2 separate regions of the Homo sapiens genome follow, and region 1 is linked to region 2. A link is a loop called in an ENCODE intact Hi-C map of the cell type or tissue named here. Cell type or tissue: heart left ventricle. All regions are shown on one strand. Links, peaks and the distances in the headings refer to the core of each region. The heading gives the core; the rest is flanking DNA. Region 1 overlaps RAPGEF2 (Rap guanine nucleotide exchange factor 2). Region 2 has its middle 320 kb from the start of MIR3688-1.

Region 1 (12,792 bases), core at 4,330-9,329, 98 kb after region 2:
AGCTATGTGGGCAGGCATGGGGACAGGCTTGGTTTCTTCCGTAGTCACAGACGTTAGGCTACTGCTTTCGGCTTCAATGGAAACATCCTTTCCACCCCTCCGCTTTATTGTGCCTGTGTCACCTTCTGAGTCTTCTCCCCAGTAACCTGTGGAAGACGCCCAGCTTGCTCGGGACTGGGCTTGTTCAAGGCTCTCTCTACTTTGATTTTGCCTGTTATACTTTGTGCTATGATCAGAAAACATAATTTGGTCCATATGGCTGCTTGATGCCCATAAACCTGCAGGATCCCCTGAATAATCAAAGTGAGTATGCCCGAATGGAAGAGTCTCCCAGCTTCTCTGGTGCTGGATCGTCTGTATATTATCATGGGAGCCACTTGAGCATGACGTCCAGCTCCCACGGCCACTGTCAGCAGCATCAAGTGACGCGCGATCCCCCTGATCCTGGGAAAGTTCCTCTGTGCTTGGAGAAGAAATTACTGTAGCTGTAGCATATAAGCCTCGGCCCTCGGACATTGGTGCATAGGACCTAAGTGGTTAAAAGAAATGGAAAAGAAAAAAAAAACAAGATTGATAACTAATTCACCTATGATAAAACCAAAATACCCTTTTTCCTAGAAAGGTAGCTTGCTTTCATCCCAGAAACAGGATAAAAGTAGCACTGAATTGCCTTATATTGGCCAGTTCTGCCATGTCTAGCCTTCTGACTTTATCATTACTATAAAACAGGCATGCGGGAAAAGAACGCAACGTGCCATTAAAAAAAAAAAAATTCCCCGACAACATTAAGGGTGGCTCAATATAATTTGATTATTTCAGGAAGGCAGCTCATACGAAACAACTGGGATGGATCCTACAGTCACCCTCTGCCTTCAGCACAGAACAACTGTGTTCCAATGAAGAATAAACTTAACTAAAAAAGCAGTCTGCTTAACAAAAATAACATGATACTTAGTGTAGAAATTGTGAAAATCAGAACTGGGATGGCAGAAAAATTCTTAGGCATTATGTAAAATAAATAAAAACAAACACTGGAAGAAAAGACTCATTATTAAAACAGAGATGGAAGGATAAATTCAGAAGAATATTAAAAAGAGCCACCTACCCCAAGCTATACTGATCAGGTTCAATCATGGTCCGCCTCTCCATCCTGCCCATCCCTAGGTTTGTTTCCACGATGCTGACAGAATGCCTCTGGCGCCTCTCATCGTGCAGTGAGACTGGCACTGAGTCAAAAGACGAATTGCTAACAATACTGGATCGTGAAGAAATTTCACTGTGACCAGAATCTGAAAAATTATCCACAGTACCACTGGGAGCCAAAGTATAGCCTGCATGAGAAATACAACCGTATTAATTAGACTCTCTAGGTTTATAACATCAAAGGGAAGTCTACCAAATAGAAGCAAAAATAAAATGCAGGCATAGATATCTCTTAAGTGGGGAGAAAAACCCCATTTCACTTGTAGAGACCACATGACTAAGAGACAAATGTTTTATTCTAATGAAGCTTAAGTTGTTTAATCGAAGTTTAGAGAGGAAAAAAGAAAGTATCCTACAAGCTAGGAAAAGATGCAGAAAAGGCACCACTCAACTATTCTTAGCTCCCTTACCTATATAATTACACTATTAGTCTACAGAAAAGAAACCATGAAGAATAACGGATCAGATTTTAAAGTATGTTTTTTTCAAAATGCAAAGCCACTGATCTTGTTTTCAACAGTTTTCAATTTTTAGAACTTGTATGGCATAGACTAATTCAACTGGAAATACCTGTATCCTACCTACAATTTTAAGTAAACATATAAACAAAAAGAATAAGAAATAAGACCTGAAGATGTCTTTGAATTTTTGCCATTTGGTTTTTCAATATTAATATTGGTTGAACCACATAAAAGCCAATCGTTTTGAAGGAGTTAAAGGGCACTTTTCACAAGATCATTACTATAGAATATCTAAACAGATGTCCACTTCTTGGCCTGAAAGGACCCTTAACTCTCTTTTGCTACTAAAAATAATTTTGAAAGACACAATGGCAGGGGCCTATCTTGATTTTTTTGTTTTTGAGACGGAGTCTCCCTCTGTCACCCAAGCTGGAGTGCAGTGGCGGGATCTTGGCTCACTGAAAACTCCACCTCCTGGCTTCAAGCGATTCTCCTGCCTCAGCCTCCCGAGTGGCTGGGATTACAGGCATGTGCCACCATGTCTGGCTAATTTTTTTTTTTTGTATTTTTACTAGAGACAGGGGTTTCACCATGTTGGCCAAGCTAGTCTCGAACTCCTGGCCTCAGGTAATCAGCCTGTCTTGGCCTCCCAAAGTGCTGGGATTACAGGCGTAAGCCACTGCACCCGGCCCTATCTTGGTATTTTTAATGAAAAAAATCCAAATCTTCTTTCTCAATATTCATTTTTTCTTGTCTACATTACTAGGGATCTCATGTTACTTAAATATTGACTTTATCTTATATGCAATGCAAATTTCTTCAATGCCACTTACCTAAGAAAAATTAAAATCTAGAGCATCTAAATGTTGCCAGTTTAAGTATGTTCTTTCAGCATATTGGTAATTCCTGATTTATTTTTTAAAGGCTGCACAGGTCTTGATAAGATTTAATGTGTTCATTTATAAAATGTCTTTTTATAAAACCACACTGCAAGTTCTGACAGATAAGATTTAAAGCCCTCCCTGAACAGTCTGCTTAAAAAAAAAAAAGTTTCAGAAAAATAAATCACTCAGATGGAGCACTTGACATTTGGAGGAATTCTCCCATTTTCATTAACTAATGAGATGATTCCTCTCTTTCCCACCCCATTTTTGGTTCTATAAACCCCACCTATCCCATAGGTCCGTGGTGCATTGTTATTCTTGTTACTGTTCTCACTTCCAAGAGAAGAGGAGGAACTGGTTAAGTCCAACTGCCCGGAGCCAAAAGATCTCAGCTGATTGCCACTGCCACCTAACAACAGGATGAGAAAAGAATTGAGATGCATCCATGTAACAAGGACAGGAGAGACTGATACCCATACAAAATGCACAGATGTCTGAAATATCTACCAAGTAAAGCAATACCTGTTGAGTCAGTGAAATTTAACAATGTATTAAGCCCTTTTGGCTTTCCTTTAGGGAAAACTACGTCCTAGCCATTTATTATTGGCTTACACTCATTTAGTTAAAAGGGTAGGAGGAGGAAGTAGCCTGAAGAGTTATGCAGCAGAAAATTACCTACTCTTTTAATATGAGAATGTATCAACATAAGGAGGCGACTGAGTACCTAAAATATAGTCTCTAAAAATAAAACAAGGTAGCAACCAAAAAGGTAATCAAGACCTGTGTTAATACAATGAAAAAATAAATCAGGAAGATATTAGTTTTTCATGTTTTCAAAGCCCTCTTCTCTGTACTAATGTCATATAACCAAATTTAGTTAGAACAAATTGTAATATAAAAAATTCTTTGTATATTTATCTGAATTAAAAGTAAATGTATTTTTAAAAGGCTTCTTATAGTTATAAATTTAATACTATTTATTGTAAGTATAACATTTTTTAAAACCACCATTCTTCCAAATTTATAAACTGAGGGAAAAAAAATCCATTGGGCATTGCAAATGAGCTCATCTTAAATGACTATAATGTTAGGAATTATGTAATACATTACTCTGGAATTTATTATAGCCAAAATGTATAGGTTTCAATACAAGAAAACAAAAAGTAATTTAATTCTACCTTTCCTTGGAGAACTCTGTGGAGAAGTAGGAGGAGAAGAAAGCTGCGAAGATGCATTTGATATTGTATCTTCAGCCTGTTTCTTGTGACGTTCCAAACTTCCTTCTTCAGACAAAGAAAGAATTTTTTTTAAAGCTTGTGGAGAGTTTATGCCTATAATGGAAAAAAAAAAACCTTAAATATGTATTTTCAAGTCTGAAAATAAACACCATTTATGAATAAAAAACTTTTTTGTGTTAAGATTTAATATCATTACACTGAGGTTCAACCTATTTACAATCTAAATGTTCTTTGTACTCTTCAAGGTCCACACAGTAAGTGCCTACAGAAGTCATGAGATACCCGTAGTTTGGTTTCAGACTGATATCTGCCACAGTACCAGAAATATATTGCTTTTGATATTTTACGTTAGATTCTAAACTTTGAAGTAGTCACCATCTTTATTCAACAATATGTTAGGCAACAATGAAGAAAAAATGGACAATTTGGAAACACTGAATTTAGGATGGAAGTGGCACAGCTAGACATGTTTATTATTAGAAACCAAATTTGAGTTGGAAACTGTTTTGTATCCTTGGAAAGGGGTAGCTCAAGGGAAGTGAGAATAAAGGGAGAAGAGTACAGAGTCAAGAGCTAAGAGGAGCTAACTAGGAAAGTGAATGAAAGCGCTCTAAGGAATTCCATGCAGTTAATACTTGATCAAGTAAACAGATGAAAGAGAAGGGCGGAAGAGACCATGAAAGTGCTGTGTCACAAAACCTTGGAGGAAGGTTTCAGAAGAAGGAAGTGAGCCAGCACCACGTGCAGGATCCAACAGGATGAGAGTGGAGGAAAAATTATTCTACATGTCAATGTAAGATGATTTCCCTCCTCAAAATTATTTTTCATAAATGAGGAAGTTACACTGAAATATTTTACAAAGCCTCTCATATTATTATGAGGCACTCTCAATTTTATTTTGAACAACAAAGAGATATTTGGGAAGGCACTACAGCCTGAAACTACCTCAAATTAGTGTTAGTAAAATTTAACAAAGATTTAATCCTTCATTTCACTTCATGTAAGCAGTCTGATATTGTTTTAATACAATCTTTTTTAAAAAAACCTTTTAAAGCAATAGTTTGATTACATGTAGAAATCATATACACAGGAAATAAAGCTAATTGAATGGGTAGTTTTGATCTGGAAAAAATTTCCAAGGCCAGCATCATACACAGATTTAAAAAGTACTACCTTTCAAACCATGTTGGATGGATGTGAAGATATTATGCCTGAGAAAGCTGTGTGAGATACTTCAAAAGTGGTGCTAGTGATGACAAAGACACCAATGTTAAAGATGTAGAAAGTATATAGAACAAAACTATTTTATGGACTGGAGTGGGGGGAACACCTGTAGTGTCTCTAAATTAGTATTTTATATACTGTGACTTTAAATGTGTATGTTAAACTAAATAAATATAAGACAACATATAATATTTCATCCACATTTCTAAAGTTCATAAATGGAACTAAAGACATTTTGAGAGCTATGGCTTCAGAAACATGGGGGATAGAGCTTTATACTCAGAGACATCTACATTATATTAAATATGGCTAATAGGCATTTTTAGCTAAAGTGAAGACTGATAATCTTCCATATGAGAAGTTCTGCATAAAGACGATACAGACTGCAGGGGATTCAGGAATGCATGCATATTCAAAACGTAATATATAAAGAAACACATAATTCAATGTGTTTGTGATGAGAGGATCAACACAAATATTTGAAAGGAGAAATGTACCTAGGAAAGGTGTTCTTTTCTTATTCTCTCCCCATATCAATAAAGAGGACACTTGCTGATCAGATGGAATGAGGTGAGGATACAGAGTACGTGAGGGGTCTACGAAATGACTCTCACCCAAGCCATACAGATGGGCTGTAACTGTGCAGGGACTTAGTTATCAACACCCAATTTTATCTAAGTAAACTCTTTGCTATCTATCTCTCTATATCTTTATCTATCTATCCATCCATCCATCCATCCATCCATCCATCCATCCATCCATCTATCTATCTATCTATCTATCTATCGACAGAGTCTTGCTCTGTCGCCCAGGCTGGAGTGCAGTGATGCAATCCCGGCTTATTACAATTTCCACCCCCCAGGTTGAAGCGATTCTTGTGCCTCAGCTTCCCAGGTAGCTAGGACTGCAGGCATGCGCCATCACGCCAGGCTAAGTTTTGTATTTTTCGTAAAGATGGGGTTTCCCCATGTTGGGCAAGCTGGTCTCCAACTCCTGGCCTCGAGTGATTCACCCGTCTCAGCCTCCTGAAGTGCTGGGATTACAGGCATGAGACACTGCACCCAGCCTACTATCCCTTTATTTTTAATAATTTGTTTTTTATTAACTGTTTCATTCACATATACGTAGAAAAAAAAGAAGGTGTACATTTTATGAAAAATTATTGTGTTGTACCACTTCCACAAAGGGGCTAAACTACTAGATGTTCTTCTTTTTCTTTTTGAGACAGTCTCGCTCTTTCGCCCAGGCTGGAGGAGTGCAGCGGTGCGATCTAGGCTCACTGCAAGCTCCCCCTCCCGGGTTCACGCCATTCTCCTGCCTCGGCCTCCCGAGTAGCTGGGACTACAGGCGCCCGCCACCACGCCCGGCTAATTTTTTCTATTTTTAGTAGAGACAGGGTTTCACCGTGTTAGCCAGGATGGTCTGGATCTCCTGACCTCGTGATCTGCCCGCCTCAGCCTCCCAAAGTGCTGGGATTACAGGCGTGAGCCACCGTGCCTGGCTGATGTTTTTCTTTTAGTAGGAAAGATGAAGTGTAATTTAGCTCCTTCATATTCAGGAGTTAGTTGTTTTATTTTTCCCTCTAAGTTATAGAATCAGTGAGTCAACAAATAAGAATTTACCTTCAGACAATTCATTTAACTTAAAAATATTCTGCTTAAATCCCAGCAGTTTGTTGGTTGTAAAGCAAAACCAGTTTAAATAATGTAAATGAACAAAGCATCTTCTGCGCTTAGCAAAAATTAAATTAATAGACACATAACTTCTCTATTAACACCCTGTCGTAGCAAATTAGCATGACTAAACGAGATATTACTTATAAAAACAACCCCTTCCATTGGCAAAGTCAGGTTTAACTTGCTGAGTGTTCATGTTTTATTAGGAGCTAATAATTACAGAGAAACTCAAATATATTAGACAAAGTTATCCAAGACAAATATTTTTTTCCTAATTTGCAAACCATGACAGTGAATGGCACCAAAAAAAGAAATGAATGTAATCACTTACCAAAAGGTGGGAGATCCTTTACGGGCACTTTCTTCCGTGAAGGATAAAGGGACACGGCGGGAACCTGTAGTCCCTGGTTGATTTTATGTGCTGGTGGTGGCTGCTGCTGGGGCTGTGGCAGGGACTGAGCTTTCTGTTGTGACCCTGCCCTTGGAGCTACTGGAGAGGTCTCGGATTTGACAGGCTTTTTGTCACCAGGATTCTTAGGCACTGATAATTGTTTGGGTTTGAAAATAGAACAAAGAATTTTAGATGCTAGTAGGTATGTAGAAGATAATTCTAGAACTGTGTGAGCATTTTCTGCAGTTAGAATACTAAATTAATGCACACCTTTCTTCCTGTTGCCTTTATGAAGCACAGAAAATGGATGGGGGACCCTAGTTACAGAAAATATTAGATATGTGGCAGGACAAAGGTATCTACTTTATGAAGTCAGCAATCTCAAAAGATGATTGTACTATTAAACACCCCATTAAAAATATAGAAAAATGTGGGTAGTTCAATATGTTATATCCATGTATATGAAAGAAACAAATACGTGATAAAAGCTACAACAGAAAAGTCATCAGGCACTATTTTTCTAAAACGGTGTCCCAAATTGTTTGACATGTATGTGCTAAGTTTTTATTTAATAAATGCTGTCAACTGCAATCTATTTACTACCATATTCCTAGGAGGTAGAATTATCTATGCAAGCAAACAGTAGCCAATAATGCTTCAGTATCATACTGAGTATATATTTTGTGGTAGATAAATGGCAAAGCAATTTAGGACAATAAAATGTTGTATATGTAGCATTTTAATATTAAAAACTCAATGACATATGTATGCTTCCTCCCTTTTACACGCCTGGAAACTAAGGATTAGGGAGGTCAAGTAAGTTGCCTAAGGCTGCAGCTAGTAAGAGGAGACAAACAGGATTTGAACTCAGACCACTCTGACTCCAGAGGACAAGCTCTTCACCATGACACAGTGCTTCTACAGCATCCTGGGTAAATCTAATAATCCAAATCTTCTCAAATCACCTATCTAAATTAAATCCTACAGAAGACATCTTCAAACCTGCCCATAAAAGACACAGGTGTGTACTGAATGGAAAATGCCTTTGTCTTTTAAGTCAAGATGCAGATTTAGAAAAAAAAAAAAACTGCCCCATTTATAGATTAACCAGATTTTTAAAGGCTATTGTGGTTCACTGTGGAGCAGAATCATTGCTCTAACTAACTGGTAGCTGAATTTGTTGTTCGGTGTTGTCTGGGCTAGTGGTTAAAAGGCAGCCAGCACACCCAATTTTATGCCCTGACTCCCCTCAGGTTGCCCATACTTTGGGGGTAGCTTTGTGAGAACGTAAGACATGTAAATGGGAGCCATATCTATATATGCGTCTGTTGCATGTGTACTGGTTGTGTCCAGGTGAAACTAAAGTAATGGGTTGCCTTAGATGTGGACAGTGTCATCTTCCACATACTAACCCAGTTGACATGACGGCCTGGCCGTGCACAGTGCTACCCAGTATTAAATATTAGCATTCAAGGAAAAGACTAGTATATCTCAGGATTGCTAGCTCCCCCTCTGCACTAAGCCTTATTTTGTCACTGCCCATACCACTGCACAGGAAACAAATCTGCATCCTAGCCAAAGTCTGCAGCCACTTTAAGGAAAAACTCACATGTGTTGGTTGCTGGCTCACACTGCAGAGATAATGTCTGAAGACTCTCCTCGTCCATTTCTAGCTCCAAATTGGAAAGGTACTGCTTCACTTTTCGAGCCATTTGGGCATCTTCATAAAGCTTTTTGGCATTGAGAAAGGAACTACGACGTACCCGCTTTTTATGACCACCTGTCTGAGCAACATCTAGCACTGTTGCATTTGTACTACCCTGGCTGAGAGACCTGGAAGATGAAAAGGTACATATGCAGCTCACTCTAGCATGGGAGTACTTTATCTATTTAAAATGTGCCAAGACTGATATTAATAGTCTATGTTCAAAAGGTCACATGCCTCATTCCAGTGAGTAAACTGTTACACAGGAATATAGAATAATACAGATTTTAAAAATTTAAAGAAAATTACACATAATATACATATAAAAATTTATGTTTGGCACCTGTTCAGTTCCAACTAGGAAATTCTACTTTTCACTCTATAGAGCATTTAAGGCAGTTCTCTCACAGGTGCCAGAAAACAATAATTACATGTAAAAGCTCATGCAAGAATACACAGCTATAATCATTAAGATTTGCAACATTAAAATTACTTCTCCTAAAGAGGATATTATACATAAATTTAAATAAAATTAGCTACAATGTTCAAAATTGTCTTCTTATGCCTTGAGTTGAATGTGGTGAGTTTTTAAAGTAATACGGTCAATCTGTTAATAAAACAATCATGCAAATGTAAACATATATGTATGGAAACCATTGAGCACATGAATTGTTAAGAATTATTTTTAAAAAGGATTGGTTTATACAGAATGAAAATAGTAGTTAGTTGAGCTGTAAAAAATTTGGGTTTAACACCTGGGGGCACCTATTTTATATTAAATATATTTATTTCTCACATATCTGTGAAATATTTTAATTGCACAACTTTTCCCTTCTAATATCCTTCCTCCCCTCCCCCTACTTTGAGCTTTCTGCATTTCGAGACACACCAATTATATGAAAATAAAATTTTTCTAAGAGCTCAGAAAAACTGGCCTGTAGTTCCCCAGAACAATCATCAATCATTTCACAGCTCTCATGGATCATGACTTCAAAAGCAAAAGCCCCAACAGATTAAACTTGAAGTCAATTTGCCATCTGAAATTCTGCTACAGCACGAGGGTTAAGGAAAAAAATGCAAAAATGCAAAGCATCAGAAAATACAGCAGGTAAGAAAACAATGCAATGAGCAGAATAAGAACTGTGTGTGGGTATGCAAGGTCTCCACCACTTACCCCAAACTCCGCCATTTCTTCTTCCTGTAAGTGAGAGCCATGGAGATTGAAGCATGGGTGTAGAAAGAGAGACAGAAAGATCACAAGCTCAGAAAGAAAGGACTAGACTTCTGGATAAGCAGTTCTAGAAGCCCACAAACATTAAACTGCATAATCACCTCACACACGCAACTTTACTAGAAATATTTTTCTGGCTTAAAAGACACATACATTTAAATTTTTTGTTCTAGAATTAAGACTGACTTTTCTCTCTTTCACTGAATTAATCACTTTTTACTACACTGCTAGCTAAATTTGTTGTGTGGATATTGAGACAAGACTATTTGGGGTATTTACATATTTTAGTGCATACTACTAGCTATGAGTTTTAGCTCTACAAGTCAGTGTTCTGAGAAATAAGAAACACATAATTGTGTCTATTACATTGAAAATGTCTGAAAGACAAACTGTTTTTACTGACAGCCGAAAGAACACTTTATACAGAATAAGACATTTATTCCAAATTAGAGCTCACAGGTGATTCTCAGCACATCCTACTATAATTTCTGCCGTACTACAAATATAAATACTCAAACTTTAAAAAAATCATTTATTGGGAAGCTCTAAATTTAACCTTCTCTACTCTCACACGTGCCACTGAAGATGACATACTCACCGAGTCCTGAACATGAGGGCAGGGTCCATGTTCACTGAAGCCATTCGGCCAACGTGACGAATTTCTTTTGCAATCATCCTTAGCTTCTCAAAATTGACCAGCCCGTCTACTTTTGAGTCATTTCCTGAAATTGACAGAGGAGGAAAAGGAAATCACATGGCATTTATTCTGTGCTTCTTCAAGCAAAGATGGAAACCCTCTGCCTTATGTTTACCTTCGTGAAGGAAGGTGAGATCCTTTTTGATAACTGGGAATAGAGGGATTATGGGAGGTTGTAGATTTTGACTATTGAGAACATTACGATATTTTGCCATGTTTCTGGAAGGATCAAACAGGTCTTGGAGATCTTGAAATAGTTTTTCGTATTTATTGGGAAGTTTCTCCCAGGTCGTTCGCAGTCTTGCCACTGGTGCCAGGTTTAGGCCACTGAGAGGAGAAAAAGAAACATGGTATAACAACTAAAGTAAAATAGTGTACAGATTATTTATTGACATATAACATCTCTATGTTTATGCTTTATATGCATAACAATTTACAGAAGGCTGCATAAGAAACTGTTCATGATAATTCTGGGGAATGAGATGGCACAGGGAAGTAGGGTCAGGGTCAAGCCAAGGCGTTTTACTCTTCTCTTCCGTATAGACCTACCTCATCTGTTTACTATCAGTAAAACCACCTGAATGTAAGTATTGATGCTTTGTTTCCATACACAGCAGTATGTACACATAGCAGTGCTTAGCCCATAGCGGCCATTTGATAAAACCGACTGAGCAAATATCCTCTAGTAATAAAATAAAATAAAATAAAATAAAATAAAATAAAATAAAATAAAATAAAATAAAATAAAATAATATAAAATAAAATAAAATAAAATAAAAGCTATGATAGTAATGAGAGTATGACTAAACTCCCAGACAGAGAAAATGACTAATTTAATAATCACCCTCAACATCAATATAACTAATTGTTGCCATTTTTTTTTCTTCTAACCTCAATCTAAGCTCTTAAAAAAAGGGAAGAAAATTAACATTTCCCGGCCATCTGCTTTGTGCTATTTGATGGAACTCCACACACATTACATCATTAATCTTGTTGATAACTCTTTGCGGTATTGTTATTTCCACAGAAAAATAAACTGATATTGAGAAAAGTTGAAACAAACTTAAAAAAAAAGTGGGGGATATAGATTTTCTGAGCTCCAAATCAGAACTTCAGATGCTACCAAAATGTTTCCTGCTTAATGGCTTCTTCAAATCTCTTCAGGTTGGCACAGCTGTTTTTTTGATACGAGAGATTTTAAATTAAGGATTAAGGTTAGGATTCAGAGAAAAAGAATTGTCTCTTATGAGTCAATTAAAACCTATAGCATTTATACTAATTATATGATGTTCCTGGACTGATACATATTTTAAATCTGTGAACTGAACTGAATCTTAAGAAAAAATGTGCTCTCTTACCTGATGATTGCAAACATTGAGTTAAAATTCTTGCATTCCCTACAGTGCAGTGCTATCTTGATGAAATGCTTAATGATCTTCATCCTCTTCAGCTGGTTTGTTTCTCTGAGAATTTCAGATGCTACCCAAAATGTTTCCTGGTTAATGACTTCTTCAAATCTCTTCAGGTTGGCACAGCTGGTTTTTGATCTGAGTTTAAATAAATCATCTATATATTCAGTAGGTTCAATGTTGCGAAAGAGTTCAAAATTTCGCATAGAGAGCTGTGTTGCAACTTCCACAGTGCTGAGCTGAAGGAGGGAAATTTGACTCTCTCTCAACAACTCCTGAGCATCTTCATCTGAACAAAGAGTTTCTGTTTCCATGTTGTTTTTCAGATAATACCTATGAAAAACAGAAACATATCAGAGTCAAAGCCTAAGCAGCAATCTCATGATATTCCTTGAAAGAATAATGCTACTTTTTATGGAAAGTTTGAGAGAGCACTGATTTGAATTATGGAAGATTTCTTTTTAACCAAGACAGACAGCACAGCTGCTATCTCAGTTACCTGGTCATAGAACTGTCTATCCAGAAGTAGGTGGTAGAAACAAACAAATCACATGGAATTTCACTCGCACTAGTTGCACTTTCTATCCTTTCTTTTCCTGATTTCTGAAGTATTTTACCCTTTTTGTTAAAAATAACAGAAAATATCCACATTTTTAGTTTAAAAAGGGACTAG
Region 2 (12,792 bases), core at 5,118-10,117:
CAATTTTCTCCACTTTCTTCAGACTGCTGTCTCCCACAACCTCAGCAGATGTGATGGGCCGCTGCTTCATAGAACTAGAAGCCCCTAAGGGAATTCTTTTCTTTAATTTGATAAATACAATACAATATTGTTAATCATAGTCCCCCTACCAAGCAATAGAACACCACAGATTATTCATTCTATCTAATTGTAATTTGGTACCTCTTGACCAATCTCTCCCTATCTTCCCTCCCCGCATGCCCCCACCCCCCAAACGACACCACCACCAGCACCAAGCCTCTGGTAAGCACTATTACACTTCCTACATCTATGAGATCAACTTCTTTAGATTTCACATGTGAGTGAGACCGTGCAGTATTTCTCTTTCTATGCCTGCTTATTTCACTTTACATCATGTCCTCCAGGTTCATTTATATTGCCCTAAATGACACAATATTATTTTTTTAATGCCTAAATAGTATTCTGTTGTGTATATATACAGTCATGCATCACTTAATGACAGGGACACATTCTGAGAAATGAGTTGTTAGGCAATTTTGTCATTGTGTGAACCTAACCGCAGGTACTCAGGCAAACCTAGATGGTATAGTCTACTACACACCTAGGCTACGTGATATAGCCATTGGTGTGCCTAGGAGCAATACTCCTAGGTTATAAACATGTACAGCATGTTACTGTATTAAATACTGTAGGCAATTAGAACACAATGGCAAGCATTTGTGTATCTAAACATATCCAAATATAGAAAAGGTATGATAATATACAGCATGGAATACTATGCAGTCACAGAAAGGAACAAGATCATGTCCTTTGCAGGGACATGGACGGGGCTGGAGGTCATTATGCTCAGCAAACTAATGCACGAACAGAAAATCAAATACCTCACGTTCTCACTTGTAAGTGGGAGCTAAATGACGAGAACACATGGACACACAAAGGGGGAGCAACACACACTGGGGCCTGTCAGAGGGTGGGGAGTGGGAGGAGGGAAGAGCATCAGAAAGAACAGCTAATGGATGCTGGGCTTAATACCTAGGTGATGGGATGATCCGTGCAGTAAACCACAATGGCATACATTTACCTGTGTAACAAACCTGCACATCCTACACATGTACCCCTGAACTTCAAATAAAAAATTTGAAAAAAGCATGATAGAAATATGGTATGGTATAAAAGATTCTTAAAATCAGCCAGACACAGTGATGCACGCCTGTAGTCCCAGCTATTTGGAAGACTGATATGGTGGGATCGCTTGAGGCCAGTAGTTTGAGGCTGCAATGTGCTATGATTATGCCTATAGTTACTATACTCCAGCCTGGGCAACATAGCAAGACCCCATCTTGAAAAACAAAAGATTTTTTAAACAGTTACCTGTATAGTCAAGTACCATGAATGGCATGTGTAGGACTGAAAGTTTCTCTGGGTGAGTCAGTGAGTTAGTGGTGAGTGAATGTGAATATCTAGGACATGACCGTATATTACTGTAGACTTTATTATAAACACTGTACACTTAGGCTAAATTTATTTTTTAAAAGTAATTGTGTGCTCAATGAAATAAAAGAGGATACAAACAAATGGAAGAACATTCCATGCTCATGGCTAGGAAGAATTAATATCATGAAAATGGCCATACTGCCCAAGGTAATTTATAGATTCAATGCTATCCCCATCAAGCTACCAAGGACTTTCTTCACAGAATTGGAAAAAACTACTTTAAAGTTCAAATGGAACCAAAAAAGAGCCTGCATTGCCAAGTCAATCCTAAGCCAAAAGAACAAAGCTGGAGGCTTCATGCTACCTGACTTCAAACTATACAAGGCTACAGTAACCAAAACAGCATGGTACTGGTACCAAAACAGAGATATAAACCAATGGAACAGAACAGAGGCCTCAGAAATAATACCACACATCTACAACCATCTGATCTTTGACAAACCTGACAAAAACAAGAAATGGGGAAAGGATTCCCTATTTAATAAATGGTGCTGGCAAAACTGGCTAGCCATATGGAGAAAGCTGAAACTGGATCACTTCCTTACACCTTATACAAAAATTAATTCAAGATGGATTAAAGACTTAAATGTTAGACCTAAAACCATAAAAACCCTAGAAGAAAACCTAGGCAATACCATTCAGGACATAGGCATGGGCAAGGACTTCATGTCTAAAACACCAAAAGCAATGGCAACAAAAGCAAAAATTGATAAATGGGATCTAATTAAACTAAAGAGCTCCTGCACAGCAAAAGAAACTACCATCAGAGTGAAGAGGCAACCTACAGAATGGGAGAAAATTTTTGCAATCTACTCATCTGACAAAGGGCTAATATCCAGAATCTACAAAGAACTTAAATTTACAAGAAAAAAACAAACCCATCAACAAGTGGGCAAAGGATATGAACAGACACTTCTCAAAAGAAGACATTTATGCAGCCAACAGACATGTGAAAAAATGCTCATCATCACTGGCCATCAGACAAATGCAAAGCAAAACCACAATGAGATACCATCTCACACCAGTTAGAATGGTGATCATTAAGAAGTCAGGAAACAACAGGTGCTGGAGAGGATGTGGAGAAACAGGAACACTTTTACACTGTTGGTGGGACTGTAAACTAGTTCAACCATTGTGGAAGTCAGTGTGGCGATTCCTCAGGGATCTAGAACTAGAAATACCATTTGACCCAGCCATCCTATTACTGGGTATATACCCAAAGGATTATAAATCATGCTGCTATAAAGACACATGCACACGTATGTTTATTGCGGCACTATTCACAATAGCAAAGACTTGGAACAAACCAAATGTCCAACAACGATAGACTGGATTAAGAAAATGTGGCACATATACACCATGGAATACTATGCAGCCATAAAAAATGATGAGTTCATGTCTTTGTAGGGACACGGATGAAGCTGGAAACCATCATTCTCAGCAAACTATCGCAAGGACAAAAAAAACCAAACACCACATGTTCTCACTCATAGGTGGGTACTGAACAATGAGAACACTTGGACACAGGAAGGGGAACGTCACACACCAGGACCTGTTGTGGGGTGGGGGGAGGGGGGAGGGATAGCATTAGGAGATATACCTAATGTAAATGATCAGTTAATGGGTGCAGCACACCAACATGGCACATGTATACATATGTAACAAACCTGCACGTTGTGCACATGTACCCTAAAACTTAAAGTATAATAAAAAAAATAAAAATAAAGTAATTGTGTTACACTGTTATGACAGCTACAATGTCACTGTGATAGGAATTTTTCAGCTGCCTTGTAATCTTTTTGGACCACCGTCACATTTCTGGTCAGTCATTAACTGAAATGCTGTAATGCAGTGCATAACTATACATTTATTTTATCAATTTATCATTTTATCCATTCATCCATTGTTAGACACCTAAGTTAAGCCCATATCTGGGCTACTGTAAATAATGCTGAATCAACATGGTCTTTTGCCCATTTTGTAGTTGAATTGTTTGTTTTTTGCTGCTGAGTTGCTTGAGTTCCTTATATATTCTGGATATTAACCCCATGTCAGATGCATAGTTTGCAAATATTTTCTCCCATTCTACAGGTTGTCTTTTCACTCTGTTGTTTCCTTCACCAGGCAGAACCTTTGTAATTTGATGTAACCCCATGTCTTTATCTTTGTATTTGTTGTTTATGTTTTAAGGTCCTATTCAAAAGATTCTTGCCTAATCTCATGTCATGAAGTGTTTCTGTTTTGTTTTGTTTTGCTTTTGTTCTTTTGAGACAGGGTCTCCCTTTGTCACCCAGGCTGGAGTGCAATGCCGTGATCTTGGCTCACTGCAACCTCTGCCTTCTGGACTCAAGAGATCTTCCCACCGCAACTCCCTAAGTAGCTAGGATGACAGGCATGCACCACCCCACATGGCTAATTTTTGTATTTTTTGTAGAGATGGGGTTTGCCATATTGCCCAGGCTGATGAAGTGTCTTCCCTGTTTTCTTCTGGTAGCTTTATAGTTTCAGGTCTTATACTGAAGTCTTTAAATCATTTTTAGTTGATTTTTATATATGGTGAAAGATAGGGGTTCAGTTTCATTCTTCTGCATGTGAATATCCAATTTTCCCAGCCTTTTTTTTTTTTTGAGACAGTCTTGCTCTGTCACCCAGGCTGGAGAGCACTGGTGCGCTCTCAGCTCACTTCAGCCTCCACATACTGGGTTCAAGTGATTCTCATGCTTCAGCTTCCTGAGTAGCTGGGATTACAGACACGCACCACCATGCCGGGCTAATTTTTGTATTTTTAGTAGAGATGGGGTTTGGCCATGTTGGCCAGGCTAGTCTCAAACTCCTGACCTCATGTGATCCACCCACCTCAGCCTCCCAAAGTGCTGGGATTACAGGCATGAGCCATCAAGCCTAGCATAGAAATACTACTGATTTTTGTATGTTGATTTTGTATCCTACAACTTCATTGAATTTGTTTATCAGTTCTGAGAGTTTTATTGGTGGAATTTTTAGAGTTTTCTATATATAAAGTCATATCATCTGCAAACAGGGACAATTTAACTTCCTCTTTTCCAATTTGGATACCTTCTGATTCTTTCCCTTGCCTAACTGCTCTGGCCATGATTTCAAGTACTATGTTGAGAAGAAGTTATGAGAATGGACATTTTTGTCCTGTTTCTCCTCATTTCTTAATTAAATTGGTTCTTTGTTGCTGAGTTATAAAAGTTCTTTATATAATCTGTATATCAACTCCTGATCAAATGTAGATTTGTAAATATTTCCCCCAGTTCCACGTGTTGTCTTTTTATTCTATTGAGTGTCCATTGATTCCTAAAAGTTTTTAATTTTGATCAAGTCTAATTTATCTATTTCTTCTGATATCTGTGTTTTTAGTATCATATTCACAAAGTCATTGCCAAATCCAATATCATGAAACTTTTTCCCTGTGTTTTCTTCTGAGAGTTTTATAATTTTAAGTATTATGTTTAGGTCTTTGATTCATTTTGAGTTAATTTTGTGCATGGTATAAAGCAAGGCTCCAACTTTATTTTTTTGTACGTGGGTATTTTTCCAACATCATTTACTGAAACGATTGTCCTTTTTGTTGAATGGTCTTGGCAGCCTTGCCAAAATTTCACATACTTTAAGTCATCAGCATTTTCCTTCCAGTTATCTTACGTCAAATTGGCAGCCAGTGCCCTGCTTCTGGTTTTCATGTTGTCTTTTATAAAATGGTGGTTTGGACCATGGAATGCCCTGTAATGATTAAGAGCAGTGTTTTTATTTTAGATGATTTGGATTCAAAATCGGGTTTTATTACCTCTCAACTGTGTGTCCTTGGACAAATTATTTAGTTTTGCTAGACCTCAATTTTCTCATCTTTGAAATGGACATATTAATAGTATTCACTTTGTGTAGTTGTTTACAGAATCAAATAACATAATACTTAAAGGATTTAGTCCAGTGCCTGGCACAGAGTAAACATTCCATAGGCAGCACCTATGTACTTCAGATGCTGTCCGCCCCAACATTCTCTATACAGAGCCATATAGGAATATAGCGTATTCTGGGATCAGCTTCTCGAGTGCGGATCCTCAGATGTACAGAACAGAGGTAAGTTTCCTTGCCACTGCAATCTGATTATATACCAACCACCTTCCCACTGACTCGCCAAATGAAAATGAAGCATAATAAACTCTTATCCCTATGCCCTACTTGCTCCCTGGTGATCCTGTCCCCACAGGCAGCAGATGCTGCTTTTCACCTCACATCATCAAGCACCTTCCTGTGAGTCACATTCTGTACAGAGTTCTCTGTCACAGGGGCACCCCACTCCAGACCATCCACCTCTGCCTCTTAAGGACAGTCCCAGAAAGCCAGCCATGGGCATGTGCGGACCATTGCTTTATGGAAGGCAATTTAGGCCCTGCTCTCTGTTGTGGGCAAGGCACTGTCTCCTGTTGAACACTAGAGGGTGCTCTGTACATTTCTATAGGAGGTTCTGAGCCTGTACACTAGAGTGTTACTGAAATCACACAAATAGAGAAGCATAGGCAAAAACTTACCCATGTACATACATGTTTTCAGTTACATGGAGAGACATCCGTCCAACATCACGTACATAACACACCTTCACAAAATAGATATGTATATATAAACTAGCACATGTGCACACACACACACACACCCATGCACACAGTAACATGCCCGTAAAAACTCAAAGACATACAAACTAGAAACATGAAACATACATTCAGATAAAGGCACAAAGACCTACACAGATGCATTTACACACACACATGCACTCACACAGATGTACAGACATACACACCGGCAAAGACAGAGGTAGACACCCTCTACAGTCACTTTCACACCCGTGACCCTCACACCAGGTTGGGCTCATCATTTACATATTATAGATGGGGAACTGAACCCTCAGAGAGTCTGAGTGTTTTATCTATCATCACATGGTAAGAGCAGGTAAAGATTAAACTCCAAGTAAGTCCTCCAGTCAGGAGAAACACTATTTCAAAAGAGGTAAGTTGCCGCTCATATCTACTTTTTCAATTACTCCAGTCTTCAGGCCAATTCTGCTGTTATTCCTTGAAAGCTATTATTCTGAAAGTCCCACTTTCAGATTCACTAATTATTTAACTCATGGTCTGTTGCCAATTGAGTGTATTTTCTTGTTCATTTTATTCTGGCCAAGGATCAGGAGAGGAAACATTTAGATCATTCTATCATTGTAACTGTCTGTCAACACCCAGGATAATGGAGGGTGACTCTGTGGGAATTGTTCGCAGCCTTGCTCGCCAGTAAGAGAAGCCAAGAAGAAAGAGGAGAATGGTCTCTGATTCAGTTCTGCCTTTCAAATATCACACAAGTACATGAACTCACATCCAGAATGCTAGCTGCATTAGAGTGTGGAGAATATAGATTTTAACCTTTCAATATCCATCTAGAAGGAGAGTGAAATGAGGTTTGAGTAAGTTGTTCCATAATATTTACCACAGCAAAGTTGCACTTTTTTTTTTTGAGACAAAGTCTTGCTGTCTCCCAGGCTAGAGTGCAATGGCATGATCTCAGCTCACAGCAACCTCCGCCTCCCGGGTTCAAGTGATTCTCCTGCCTCAGCCTCCTGAGTAGCTGGGATTACAGGTGCCCGCCACCATGCCCAGCTAATTTTTGTATTTTTAGTAGACAGGGTTTCACCATGTTGGCCATAATGGTCTCGATCTCTTGACCTCGTGATCTGCCAGCCTCAGCCTCCCAAAGTGCCGGGATTATAGGTGTGAGCCACCACATACAGCCCAGTTGCAGTCTTTAAGTGGTGAAGCCAGGATTCAAAACCACACAATGTGGAGTCTGAGCCCTTCTCTTATTCAATAATCTTACATGCTCTTAAACAAATAATATTATGATTAATGATAATATTTTTGACAAGTGAGAACAAGGATCTCAAAAACTATGTTCTTAACTGTTTTTACTGGCTTCTCCAAAATGCAAAACCTGAGGCAGAAGAGACCTTGCACATAATTTATTACTTTATTAGGGAGCAGAAGTGAGTGACAAGAGAAGGGAAGCAAGGAGGGAGGGAGAACCAGTACAAGAATGCATTTTTGATCTGGCCACAGCTAAATGCAACTCATTGCTGGATCTGTAGAACTGCACCCCTGAGACGTTACATAAAATGCATCTTGGTAGGATTGGAAAGGGTGTCTGGTTTCCCATTAGTCAGAGGTTCACCACCAGGATGTTAATTTCACCATCACTTCCCACTTGCACATGCACCTCTAGGAGGCAGAAGTGACTGGACAAGGATGGTTAGTTAGTGTGGTTTTAATGGGCCTTGAATGATGGCTGGTGGATTTGGGGATTGATTCTGCAAGCACTGAAGAATTACAGAGATTTTTGAAAAGGAAAGTGACATGATCAAAAGGGAAGATTTCCCTAGTTGTATGATCTCTTTATAGAATCTTCATCATCTACTGAAGTGAAATATTTGTGGAAGTTTCCTTTTTATCCCTTGAGAAATTGGCATGGTAGGGATGAATGCCCATTCTCACTTCCAGAAGAGGCAGCATCAAGCAGGACCCATGGAAGATAGTAAGATTGGGTTGGCCAAAAACTAACTTGGCCAATGGATGGGACTTAACTGGAAAGTTTAATTCAAATTGAGAGAACTCCAGAAAGCAACAGAATAATATTTTGGTCTCCCTTGAGGATTTGGGAGTTATGGATTCGGAGGTTCTGCCTTCCCTCCCACCATCTTATCCACACAGGCACCTGGGCAAGGTAAGAGCCTGGCACTGCCAAGCCAGATGGTGGAAGCTTTTGCTGCCAGCATCCTCCAGTGGGATGGGGCAGACTGTGTTCCCTGCCGGCTGGTTTCTGAGTGCTTTCAGTATACAGCAAAATCAGGGTGGATAGTATAAGCAATCTTTCATTCGTATAGCTGTTTATAATATAAACCACTTGTCTAAATATTTACACATTTAATCTCCACAACTTTCAAAACCATTCTGATTCTCCCTCCTTACAGTTCTCTTCTACCCTCAACCAGAGCCATTCGTGAACTATTTATCCTCTCTGTGGCTTAAATGAAAAAAAAACTGGAAAATGCAACAATTCTACCAAATGATAGTCCTCACCTCAGGCTTTGGGGAAGTTATAAATGAGATAGTGTATAAAAGGTGCTTAGCACAATGCCTGGCACAATGAAGGCCCTTAACAAATATTAGCTGCTATTTTCATTATCATTGTTTTTGCTATAGAGTATCACAATATTTTTATTAGTACTATTATCATCATCATCTGGCATTTGGTTCCATTATGAACCTTCTAGAACTAACCCTAAATTATTAGGAGATAGTATAAAATGCCTAGCTTAACACCGAGCATAGAGTGTCACTCAATAAACACTAAAGATGTTACCTGCAGTTTCCCAAGGGAGGAGGGGTACAAAGTCACCGCCTCTAGCACTCAGGGATAAGTAATTCCAGATGCCAGCTCTGAGATCTTTTCCTAGTCACTGGAATTCTTACATGATCCTATGATGATGGTTGTTTAATGGTCAAAAGCACAGACTGTAGAACCAGACATCCTGAGTTCAAATCCTACTCTACCTTGGGTAGTTTACTTAACCTCTAAGTGTCTCAATTTTATATTTAAAATAAAGAAGTCAATTGTACTTACCCCATGGAGTTTTATAAAAATTAAGTGAGTTAATAAACATAAAAGAGCTTGGGAAAATACCTGGCACATAGTAAATAGCATATAAAAATTAGCTAGTAGTGCCTTTCTTTATTCCCTTCTGCCTGTGGGCTCACCTCATATTCTCATCCAAATTCTCCTCTCCTGCATCCTAAACACACACACACACACACACACACACACACACACACACACGGTCCCAGTGTCTGAGCCCCTGATCTGCTGATGGTTCCCAGTTGTAATAGTCTATACTAACACTAAGATACCCCATTATTATTGCAGAAATTCAACCACAAATGGTATGATGAGGTTGGAGTAATGCCAAAACTATCCTCAGGCTTCTGACACAAAGCCACAAAGAGCGACAGTACCTTAGTACATTAACAAAAATACAGAGTTCACTCTTACAAAGACCTACAAGTTTGACTTTCCCAAGTCTCATGATTGGCCAAGTTCAAAGATACCAACTGATAGTAACAAAGCTTTCAAAATCCTCATGTGTAAGCCAGCGTGTCAATTTATAAACTTTCAGCAAGAAATATATTTAGTTAGGGGTTTAGCACTTCATATTATCTAGCCAGCATATTTTGTTCCTATAGCCAAACTTCTCAGGTTACCAGGTCTCACTGGTTTACATGTGAGTTAGTTAACAGATCTAAATGTTAAACTATCAGGCTCTCAAAACATGATGCAATCCTCTCAAGAAAAGGTATATTATCTGCTCAAAGAACTGACAAGTCATTGGGTCAAGATGTTCTCTACCCAGAGTGCACCTATGTGGTCGTTGCCAACATTTGCCCCTAAAACAGGCTGATCTGTTTTTGTTTTTGATGTTTCTATGGATGACCAATTTCTCCCACTTCATTAATTAACATAGTATTTTGTAGGGGAAAGAAAAGAAATATGCCAATAATTTTAGTCAAGACTTGATCTGGACTATAAGATTATATTATGTATATTTATGCTGATGATTCTTGAATAGTTATGTATTTAATTCTTTCAGAGTAGTCTTATTGTCCTTAGTTCTATATTCTTGAAGGACATTATGTTATACCCCTAGGAAGTACCTACATTCTCTTTTGGACTTAATGATGATAGCTGGGCCCCTGGACTAAATATTTATTATAGATTCTATATGATACCGTGCTTGACCAATCAAGCTGTACATGTGCCTATCTGTCTAGTTCCATTCCTGTGCCTTCCCAGTACAATCTACATCCTAAACTCTGTTTCTACTTTCAGATCTTACACACCTTTATTAACGAATATGGCACTTCTGGCCAGGCGTGGTGGCTCATGCCTGTAATCCCAGCACTTTGGGAGGCTGAGGCGGGCAGATCACTTGAGGTCAGGAGTTTGAGACCAGTCTGGCCAACATGGTGAAACCCAGTCTCCACTAAAAGTACAAAAATTGGCAGAGCATGGTGGCAAGTGCCTGTAATCCCAGCTACTCGTGAGGCTGAGGCAGGAGAATTGCTTGAACCTGGGAGGCAGAGGTTGCAGTGAACCAAGATCATGCCCTCACACTCCAGCCTGGACAAAGTAAGACTCCATCTCAAAAAAAAAAAAAAAGGCACTTCCGCTGTGTTATGGGATGAATTGCATCTCCTCACTCCTTCACCATTCATATAGCAAAGTCCTAAGTCCCAGTACCTCAGAATGTGACTATATGTGAGGATGGGGTGTTTACGGAAGTAATTAATGAGTTCACATGGGTAGGCCCTAGTCCAACATGACTGGTGCCCTTATAAGAAGAGACAATTAGAATACAAGCACACACAGAGGGAAGACGATGTGAAGGCAAAGGGAGAAGATGGCCATCTACAAGCCAAGAAGAGAGGCCTCAGAATAAACTAACTCTACCAACATCTTGATCTTGGAATTCTAGCCTCCAGAATTGTGAGAAAATACAGTTATGTTGTTTAAGACACTTAAACAACAGTCTTTGGTACTTTGGTATGGCAGCCTGTGATGGTTAACTTTACGTGTCAATTTGACTGGGCCACAGAGTGCCCACCTGTGGCCCAATTTGGTCAAACATTATTCTGGGTGTTTCTGTGAGGATGTTTTTAAATGAGATTAACATTTAAATCCCTAGACTGAATAAAGCAGATTGCCCTCCTTAACGTGGGTGAGCCTCATCAGATCAGTCAAAGGCCTGAATAGAACAAAAGGCTGACTCTCCATTGAGTAAGAGAGAACTCTTTCTGCCTGGCTGCCTTCCACCTGGGGCATTGACTATTTCCTGCCTTCAAACTTAAACTGCCCGTTGGCTCTTCCTGGATCTCCAACTTGCCTACCACGTTAGTCTGTTTTGTGTTGCTGTAAAGGAATACCTGAGAATGAGTATTTTATAAAGAAAATAGGTTTATTTGGCTCACATTTCTGCAGGCTGTACAAGCATGGCACTAGCATCTGCTTGGCTTCTGGTGAGGCCTTAGGAAGCTTTAACTCATGGCAGAAGGTAGAAGGGAACAGACGTTTCACATAGCAAGAAAAGGGAGCAAGAGAGATGCCACACACTTCTAAACAACCAGCTCTCTCATGAACTAACAACGCAAGAACTCACTCATTACTGTGGGGAGGACACCAAGCCATTCATGAGGGACCTGCCCCCATGACCCAAACAACTCCCATCAGGCCCCACCTCCAACACTGGGGATCACATTTCAACATGAGCTTTGGAGGGGACAAATATCCAAACCATATCACCTACTCACCCTGCAGATCTTGAGGCTGGTCAGCCCCCACAATCACATGAGCCTATTCCTTATAACATATGCATTCTGTTTCTCTAGGGAACCCTTGACATATAGCCCTAACAAACTAATACACACCGTGAGAGGAGTAAAAGCATTATCAACGTTCTCATTCGAAAGCATAATTTTAAAATTTCTTAAAGTTGAAAGTTAGGATAAGAAGCATGAGATACACAGAAATTCATAAAGAAATTATGTCCAAACTCTTTGATGAGCAAAATCCAGAAGTAGGCCATGTCAACATAACTCATTTACCAAATAATCCATGATCTGTTGACCATCTGAGAAGCATAACCAGCAAAGACAGCTGCTATCAAAATTAACAGTGCGATAAATATATGTTACTGAATTTTGAAAATGCAATGTAATGAGGTAACATGTATCACCGGTTACCACTTGAATACAATAATATGCAAAATTGTATATATATCAAAGAATAATTAGTAAGAATTTGCATGCAGATGGGGTTATGGGAGAAAAATATTTTCTCTGTCCAGAATGGTGTTTGACTTATTTTAGGGAACTGTTCATCTTATTAAACTATAGGAATGCTGGTGGGGTTGCAGTCATATCCCTACTCCCACCAATCATAGCAGTGGCCATGTATACCAGACTAAGCTAATTATAGGACCCTGTGTTAAGCAGAATAATGTTTTCTACAAAAGATATATACATCTTAATCCCAGGAACTTGTATTACATGGCAAAGGAGAATTAAGGGAACAGATAGAATTAAGGTTGCTACCCAGCTGACCTAAAAATAGGAAAATTGTCTTGGATTGTCAAGATGGGCCTAATCACAATGTTACAGAACTCAGTCCTGTAAGAATTAAGAC

The links. Peaks named below come from ENCODE experiments on the same cell type or tissue, not always from the same donor. Only the 100,000 strongest peaks of a DNase experiment are listed, where the experiment ranks them.
Region 1: a loop joins it to region 2, with 3 times the contacts of the local background. A loop is called at or near these places in 13 of 110 quality-filtered maps.

The regions. Positions count from the first base shown.
Region 1 is chr4:159,341,224-159,354,015 of GRCh38, reverse strand. RAPGEF2 (Rap guanine nucleotide exchange factor 2) reads right to left here. Exons shown (of 30, transcript NM_001394067.2): 20 at 12,069-12,452; 21 at 10,826-11,037; 22 at 10,612-10,735; 23 at 9,957-9,980; 24 at 8,687-8,910; 25 at 7,018-7,227; 26 at 3,727-3,879; 27 at 1,106-1,331; 28 at 1-529. Among named protein-coding and RNA genes, the nearest start is that of MIR3688-1, 220 kb to the right of the region's middle. RefSeq lists a silencer at 12,245-12,539. In heart left ventricle, for the core only: no CTCF peak of the experiment used is centred there; no DNase peak of the experiment used is centred there; H3K27ac peaks cover 875 bases.
Region 2 is chr4:159,439,840-159,452,631 of GRCh38, reverse strand. No RefSeq gene overlaps it. Among named protein-coding and RNA genes, the nearest start is that of MIR3688-1, 320 kb to the right of the region's middle. RefSeq lists an enhancer at 5,686-5,735. In heart left ventricle, for the core only: CTCF peaks have their summits at 5,738, 5,949 (motif pointing right) and 7,784; no DNase peak of the experiment used is centred there; H3K27ac peaks cover 693 bases.